3 separate regions of the Homo sapiens genome follow, and regions 2 and 3 are each linked to region 1. Evidence: chromatin contacts called from ENCODE Hi-C or POLR2A ChIA-PET data. All regions are on one chromosome and are shown on one strand. Each heading gives the region's core, a stretch centred on a gene start or an enhancer-like site at or near the end of the contact. The rest is flanking DNA. Distances are from core to core; before and after follow the strand shown.

What was found. A loop is a pair of places that touch in the nucleus more often than their neighbours do. ChIA-PET counts read pairs that join two places held with the same protein, here RNA polymerase II (POLR2A). Pooled maps may share reads with other maps.
Region 2: a loop to region 1 is called in a pooled map, with 2.2 times the contacts of the local background. The contact joins the promoter of FOCAD here to the enhancer-like site in region 1. A Hi-C loop is called at or near these places in 4 of 50 pooled maps. POLR2A ChIA-PET finds 5 or more read pairs at or near these places in 2 of 52 experiments (AG04449 and AG04450).
Region 3: a loop to region 1 is called in a pooled map, with 2.8 times the contacts of the local background. The contact joins two enhancer-like sites. A Hi-C loop is called at or near these places in 4 of 50 pooled maps. POLR2A ChIA-PET finds 5 or more read pairs at or near these places in 2 of 52 experiments (HEK293 and MCF 10A).

Annotation. Positions count from the first base shown.
Region 1 is chr9:21,575,311-21,578,078 of GRCh38, forward strand. No RefSeq gene overlaps it. Among named protein-coding and RNA genes, the nearest start is that of MIR31HG, 17 kb to the left of the region's middle. RefSeq lists a silencer at 1,670-1,719. Within about 2 kb of position 1,446, at least 10 of the 41 ENCODE cell types and tissues checked have a DNase peak (open chromatin) inside an H3K27ac peak, as active enhancers do.
Region 2 is chr9:20,682,812-20,685,579 of GRCh38, forward strand. It overlaps FOCAD (focadhesin), which reads left to right and starts at 1,448. Exons shown (of 44, transcript NM_001375567.1): 1 at 1,448-1,482. It overlaps FOCAD-AS1 (FOCAD antisense RNA 1), which reads right to left and starts at 1,939. Exons shown (of 2, transcript NR_121601.1): 1 at 1,757-1,939; 2 at 491-730. RefSeq lists a silencer at 1,051-1,750 and an enhancer at 1,150-1,890.
Region 3 is chr9:22,237,702-22,240,469 of GRCh38, forward strand. No RefSeq gene overlaps it. Among named protein-coding and RNA genes, the nearest start is that of DMRTA1, 210 kb to the right of the region's middle. Within about 2 kb of position 1,415, at least 6 of the 41 ENCODE cell types and tissues checked have a DNase peak (open chromatin) inside an H3K27ac peak, as active enhancers do.

The DNA.
Region 1 (2,768 bases), core at 196-2,695:
TGTGGGGCTTTATTATAATATTCTCTCTACTTTGAAATGTACTTGAAATTTTTAATAACAAAGTTAAAATAAATGTAATATTATGTGTTTCCTAATTCTGATACTATCATACTTGCCCAATTTTGTGTGTGTGTGTGTGTGTGTGTGTGTGTGTGTGTGTGTGTGTAAGACAGGGTCTTGCTTTGTTGCCCAGGCTGGAGTACAGTGGTATGATTACTGCTCACTGAAGCCTTGACCTCCCAGGCTCCAGCAGTCCTCCTAATTCAGCCTTCCAAGTAGCTGGGACTACAGGCACATGGCACAATATCAGGCTAATTTTTGTAATTTTTTGTAGATTTGTGGTCTCCCTATGTTGCCTAGGCTGGTCCCAAACTCCTGGGCCCAAGCGATCCGCCCACCTTGGCCTTTCCCAATTCTTACAGCAAAAAAGAGTATACAGTTGATATGAACCATTCTCTGAACATCATTTGTTTTTACTGTACCTGCTTCTGTCATAATGAACAAGAAGTGTGAAGGATATTTATCTGTCCATAGCAGCAGATGACAATGTTTTATGCTGAACTACAGCGGACAGGTGATGTGCAAATATATGAAACTCTCAAATATATAACTGGCTCTGCTTCTTAGAAGCTTGTAGACTTGAAGTAAGCAACCTACCCGCTCTAGGCTTTTTCTGTGAAAAGGGCTATAATTGGATCTACTTCCAGGCTATTGTTAGGATTTAGGACATAATGCATACAAATCACTCGGCTCATTGCCTGAAACATAGTGAGAACCCAATAAACATCATAGCACCCAAAAAACATAAATACCTTTTAGCAGCAGTCAAAAAAGGTAAAACATTTGTGTTCTACCTCACAAGGAGTTTCCACACTGTAGCTGGGAAACAAATCACCCCTTAATAAGGTTAAGCTATACAGTATAGCTCAGTTTTCATCTTTCACGTCTCAAACAGAAACATCATGTGGATCTTTCACTCAAACCAAATGGAAGTTGTTTTCCTTTCCACAACAATATGAATTCCCTTGGTTAGACAGTAAGAAGGTCACTGGACAATTTCTGAACTGTGAATAAGCAAATACAAAGAGAAGGAAAAAAGCTGGGTTTGTTGAGCAGGCATTGCTCATTCCAGACTGATGACACAACTTTTGGTTAAGGATAGTGAAGATAGAGAAAGCAGTTGCACTGACATTTCAACACATTCCTTTAGCCATGGTAATTAACGCCTCAACTTCTGGATTCAGGGAACGGCCCTCTCTCTGCTGAGGACATTCATTTCAAAGGTGTGCTTTTAAGTGAATTGAAAAGGACCCTAAAGAGAAAGGCTGCCTTTCATATCTCGTCTCTCTCTTCAGTGAATCTGGACACAGTGCTTTCATCTTCTCATTGCCCAGCTTAGGTCCCCTTTTGTTTTGTGGTGCCCTGTTACGTTGCTTTGTTTTGGTTTCTCTGGGAGGCCTGCCAACCCTAGCCTCAGAGAAGGCTCGAAATGATGAGATCAAATGTTTTGAGACAGTGTTACATTTCCTTTTTTTCCCCAAGCTTTTCTTTGTTTAGCTCTATGCCTCCTGTCATCTTAAATCTTCTCTTCCTTATGTAGTGCCTCTATAGCCAAAGAGATTGCTAAGTCACAGAATCACGTACTTTGAAGTAATTTCTTGAGAGTAATGAAACTCAGCTACCTGACAGAAAAATCCCCTTTATGATAACTCCAACCCATGCTTATGCTCAAATATGACTTGCACACACTTCATACAGGGGAGTTCCTTGCACCAATACTAGTTTTTAAATGTAGTTTTTAGAACGTTCTTCCTTATGGTTTTAGAACTGTAATTAATCTTAATTCTAGTTAATGGAGTTAAACAGAAGGAATCATATCCCCTCCTCTCCCACCTGTTTTCTCTTTTTCAGATTTAGAATCTCATTTTCTAAACATTATGTAGAAATTAAGATGTAGAAGGGGAGGGTGATCATAAAAATATACAGACAGGCTTTACAGAATTCATTCCTTCATTCAAAAAATAATTCAAAGTACGAGCCAGGGGATTCTAAGTTTTGAAGTGAGGAGTAACTTGATCTATAGAAGGAATTGAAACAAAAACTGCATGAATAGACTTTTGAGTCAGGGAGGGTCTTCCCAGATGAAGCTGGGTTTTGTAGACTTAGGGACATTTTTCCAAAAATAATAAAAAAACAGGGAGGAGTTTTAAGCAGCAATGTCATAGGGTTTCAAGACATTTTGCCATTATGGCTACCCTCTTCTGGACAGACTGTAGTTATTCACCATTCTGTTTCAGGTGCACAGCGCTAACCATACCATCCAGACAGGGGCTGGTGAGTCCACAGTAGGCTGAGCCATCACCTCCTTTGTTCTGGACATTAGATTGATGCATCCTAATGATGTATTTACTTGGATGGTCACTTTGTCATTCTGTTTTGTATCAGATAGATCTGGTGGTCGACTAAAATCAATACCTGGTTTGGGTTGGATTTTTGATGCTAGATATGCTATACAGAAGCTGGACCACAAAGGAAACTCACGTCAACTTGAGATGCCCAGCATTAAGTTTCTCTTCTCTTTCTGCATCTAATTGAGCCTATATGATGAGAGTTTTGCTTTTGTTCTGGTTTTTCTCTTTTCTTCTATAATTTTTTTCTAATGATGACAGCAAACTTGGAAAATACAGAAAAACAAAGTGAAGCAAGTAAAAATAATTGAAATAAGCATAGATAACCATTGTTATCACTGCTATTGACATCTTTCACTA
Region 2 (2,768 bases), core at 198-2,697, 890 kb before region 1:
AGAGGCTGGAGTGCAGTGGCGCCACCTCGGCTCACTGCAACCTCCGCCTCCCGGGTTCAAGCGATTCTCCTGCCTCAGCCTCCTGAGTAGAGTAGCCGTGACTGCAGGCGCGCAACCCCACGCCGGGCTAATTTTTGTATGTTTTTTTTAGTAGAGATGGGGTTTCACCACGTTGCCTAGGCTGGTCTTGAACTCCGCCCTCCTCGGCCTCCCAAAGTGCTGGGATTACAGGTGTGAGCCCCCCCACCTGGCCCCAAGATTAATTTAGATAAATTCTTAGAGGGTGAATGCATAGTTGGTTATTGGGAAAACTGTTAACGGTCTGTGATACATAATTACTTTTCTGAGGTGATGGGGAACCAAATTCTTCCTACAAATGAGAAACAGAACTTCTTGTCTACACATTAAAATGACTTTGGAAACTTAGAAAAATATCAATGTCAAGATCTGGCAGCAGACCTTTTTCAACCAAGTGATGAGGCCCAGGCACTTGTTTTTTTATTTTTATTTTTTCCTAAGGGTGCCCCAGGGTTTAGAAACAACTAAGTCAGATATTTTTAGAGTAATTTGTCTTAACTCTTTCATCTTGCGTAAAATTTCCATTCTGTCATCCACAACCGGAATTCCACTCCGTCATACCAGTCTCTCCTCGTTTTTTTCTGCTGGCTCTTTTCAGCGTGTTTCATCGTGGCTGCTGTCTGTCTGTTACAGCCTTCTCACGTGGGAGCCCCTGCCCCGCCCCACGAGAAAATACATGTTTATCATTCAGTAAGTATTGCGCAAAATCGTAACAGAATAATTACTCGCGCCAATTCCCCCCAGATTAGATCAGCAGAAACACTTGGGCTAGAACTACCTCAGGACTATCTAACAAGTGGATATACCACAGTGGCGTGGAGAGCTGCAGTGTTATGTGTTGGCCAAATGAAGTAAAGACACCAAGTAGCTATTAGGCGAAGAACGAAGCGTCTTCGCGGCAAGTCGGCTGTCTGCTTTAAATTTTCTGAATCCTTAATGTTATCAGTATTATTTATTTCCCCCGAGAAACAAAATCTCCAAATACCAAGAAGCTGTTCTGTATTGCCAAAAGCTGCATAGGGGCAGGCTGCCAACAGGACTACCCGGGCACGCTGCAGTGGCATCTCTAGGCAGTTTCCTTTAATCTGATTTTCCTTGGGCTAACTCCTCACTGCGGTGCTGCTCCACAGCCAGCCCCCGCGCGCAGCCCTCCCCGCACCAGCTCGGCTGCAGAGCGCGGGTCCGCCGCCCACGCCGCCTTTCAACCGCAGTGCGCGGCCCGGGCCTTAGACGCGCGTGCGCGCGAGCCGGGGAGGGCGGGCCCCAGCCGGAGGAGGCGGAACAGGGCCTCGCGATATGCAGCCCATTGGCTCTCTCCTGCAGTCCCCGCCCCCGGGCGTTCGAGGCGGCGGGGCGGGCCACGTCAGGCAGCCGGCGCTGGGCTGAGCTTGTGGCAGAAGGGAGGTAAGCCGTGCGGGGCGGCGGGCTGCCACCGCTGCACCCCTGCTCGGGAGCCGCCGGGTCGCGCCGCCTGCGGCCCGGTCGGCTTGCATGGAGGGCGGCTGAGGCCCTGCGGGGCTGGGGCTGAGCTGGGAGACGGGGCAGTGGAGCATGTGGCGGCAGGGCCGCGTCGCGGCGAGGGGCAGCCGGGAGGGGGCTTTTTGCCCTCGTCCGGTCCTGCTGGGGCTCTCAGCTTCTGGAGGACTAGGCCTTCTGAGGTTACGGAGCTCCGAGATACCTGGGCAGGGCTGGCTGTGGTGACTGCGGTGGGACTTAGTGGGATCTCGACTCGGAAGCCGGTCGGCGCGATCCTTGCATACTTAGCTGCAGCAGGTTGCAGTCGTCCCACTCTCCTTCGACCGGTTCCCTAGTTGGGGGCAGAGCAGGAGATTCTGGCCGCGTCCTGCCTGGCCTGGGGTGACTGTCTCCTTCTCATTCCCGGTGACTCACTCAGATCATGTCCACTTATAATGCAAAGGCTTATGGGTGAGCAGGGCCTGTTTTCAGTCTCCTAGTTCTCTGGCTCCGTCCGCACTTGCGGCAATTACTTGAAGAAAGAGTATGTTAGATGTATGTTTTGAAATTTTCGCAGCAGCTAACGCGTGGAGACGTGCAGTTATGTTGCATTTACCCTTCATGAGTTTTAGTTTCAGCTGTGGCGTCCTGATATCTCAGTGTGGTTCCTGAATTTGGAGCTTTTGAAATGAATGAAATCCTGCCAATTTCATGCAGTCATTCATTCATACATTCCAAACTTTTTTGATGGATGCCTTAATGGTCAGCCTCATACCAGGTATTAAAATCGGCATTTCCTGCGTTTTATTCCAGTTTATATGTTAGTTTTATTGTCTAGATTTGAGTTGGAAATTTTTTTTTTTTTTGTTATTTTCAGGTTCTAGTATCCCTGAAACCATCGTGGCTCTGAGGGTGTAATCCTGATAACTGTATCAGTAATGACTCCAGGTTTCAGTGGCCTATCTGTAAGAAGAGGAATGGGATTAGTATAATTTTGAGATTTTCCAGGAGAGGAGGGTAGATGGCATGTTTCCTGAACTGTGTTAACAGGAAGTAACTATTTTAAAAACACAGGATGCATTTTATGATTATGTTTTACTGTGTCAACGAACATTGTATCTGTCCACATTCACTTTTTGACTACCAAGCAAGTGCATGTTTACAATTTTGATTCACATCCAATTCCTGCGTAGAAAGCACTGTGACTCATCTGAATTTTGAAATGAAGTAATCAT
Region 3 (2,768 bases), core at 165-2,664, 660 kb after region 1:
TAACCACATCAGTTAGTGAAGTGAGTGAGGGGAGGGGTAGTTTGATGAGCTAGCTCCCGCAAGGAGACAAGGTATCCCCCCACATTAACCTCATGCTTTGTGTCCCAAATCAGGACAACTTTGACTCATTTCAGTCTTTATTCCTAGGCAGAAGCAAGTCTTAGTCCATGCCAGTTTATCCCTTGATCTGAAAATAGTCTCTGGCTGTCAGACACAACTATGTCTGAAATTAAGATTAAGCCCTATGAGTCTTCAGTGAACAAAATGGAAATAAATGCTGAAAATCCCCCTACCTATCTTGAAAGCATACCCTGGAGTGAGAGGTTGTTTTCTCAATTAAAATTTATCTTTTCAGGTGTTTTGTAGAAGTCTAAAGACTCAGTCAGTGGGCATGAGTCATCTGGCTGTGGTAAGATTAGAAATTCCTAACACATGATATAGGAGGCCAGTGCTCCAGGAGGCAGAGAAAATGAAGGAAAACAGCTTTCTACAGCTCTTACCCCCACAACCCCCATCTCTCTGTAACTTAATTTTTCTTCTCAAGTTTCGAACAAGTACAGATAGAACAACTTGTTTTCTAATCTTTTTCTCTTTTTCTCATTCCTCTTCTTTCTTTATTCTTCTTTTCCCCCCTCTTTTTGTTTCCTTTTCCTGACTCTTGAAAACCATGGCAAGTGCTTATTATTTCAGTTGAATATGTTAAAAATTGTTATCAAGAAGTTGATTTTTTGTGTATAAAAATGGTGAACTAAGATACTGTTAAAAGAGTGGAATAAATGAAGAGGAGAGACAGAAGAACCAAAGATGGGAAAAGGACTGGAAAAGAAAAAGAGACTAAAAGGAAGGTAAGGGGCGAGGAGGAAATGGGCCTCTGAGCCTGTAGAGACCAATGGGGACTACGGAAGTCTGAGTTTATTTAAAAGACTAACTGGGGAACATACTTTGCTAAGTTGTGCTTTTTCACTAGCTAATATCATAACTAAAAAACCAAAGGTATTGCAGCTTCTATTTCAGGAAATCGCAATCCAACTATTCAATTTTTTTTTCAGCTGTTTTGATGTTAAAAGATAGGCCAGAGCACAGGTTTTGTGCATTTGAAATTGCTAAGTAGCTGGCCCCACGGGTTATTCACTCACAGTGCTCTTCAGGTGACTGGTCAGTGTTGGTGAGGATAATGTTTCCATTGCTCCTTCAGTCTCTTTGGCCTGCTTTCCTGAAGGAGAGTAATACAAATCCTAATTAAAATGAAAATGAGAAGTTACTAAAATGCCCTTTCCTTTACAGAACTCTATTTCATTTACAGAGGTCGGATGTTCGTGTTTAACTACCAAATCCCTCTATCTCACTTAGAGCTCAGGAGTCAAATAATCTAGACAAATAAGTCAATGTAGTTCCTAAAAGTGCCGAAGTACTTTTCTGCCATAATTTTTTTTTTTTTTTTTTTTTTACTTTGAGGACATCTAGCGGCGGTTTAGTGGCTGTGTTCTTCAAAGGCAAACTGGAAGAAACTTCAGGACATAGTAGCAATGGCAGAACCTATTTTTCTGAACACCTTCACACTTACAGTGATTTATCTTAAGCCTGAAGACAAAACTGCTGTGGTCCTGGAGGATAAACAGGCTCATTCCAGAATCTGCAGCTAAATCCTCACTTCCTTCTTTCACTGTTATCAGACAAAATTCCCTTGGCCTAATTGTTTTATGGGTAGTTTTTAATGAGCTCGTTGTTTATTGACACAAATAGATCTCCTTTTAAAGACTACAGAATGGCCACAATCATGTCATTTCATCAACTAATTAACAGATATTGATAGCCTGCTTTGGGTGGATATTTTGAGGGTCATACTAAGATAAGACAAAGGTTTACGTGAAAGGGAACTTTTGACCTCTTTATTCTGTTTGGGCTTGAATTTTATTGGGTAGCATCTTCATCGGTGGAAAGAGGGCAGGTCTTTTTCAAATGCTGGTGGTGAAAGACTTCAGTTCTGTCCTCAGAGACGAGGGCCTAATAATCTGAGTTTTCCTTTCCTCATTTGTAAATGAAGGTGATTATACTTAGTTCATAAGGTGGTTGTGATGATGATATGAAACCTGAAGACAACTCACATAGTGTCTAGTATCTGGAAGACACTAAAAAATTTTTAAAACCCCTTGTCTACTCCCCTCACTTCACCCCATGCCTTCGACATGGCCCTTGCTGTAGTGGTCTTCTGGGCAAAAGTGTTCACTGCCTCACCCAGAGCCCTGCAAATGCCACTCTGATCCATCTTCATCTGAGTCTTTGGAGCAAACCACATCTCACAGCTTTGTAATTCTGATCTACTGACTTGCCCTGGATCTTTCATACAAACCTGTTCTATAAGATCAAGGTAAATCACACAAAATAACTTGTTAGGCAGAGTTTCTGATAGTTATGATAAGCAGCATCAAAACTGGCTATTTTAGCAGTAAATTCCCTGATAATCATGGGTTCAAGAAGTGACATGTTCAGCTTGTTGACATGGGAGCTGTTGATATCTATATTTTTCATTTAATGTAAATTTAGACAAGGTGATTTCTAAGATCCTCACTGCATGTAACAAAGTTCAAACATTTTAATTCAGTCTCAAAGAGCCACTCTAGTCTACTCACTTCTTTAGATTTATCTTAGGTCACTGTTGCCTTGCTCATTATATTCCTACCCATTCATTTAAAAAACTCTTTTTGAACTCACTGAGCTCTTTGCTACCTTTTGACACTAGACATAAGTTTTCTTCTTTTTGGACTCCA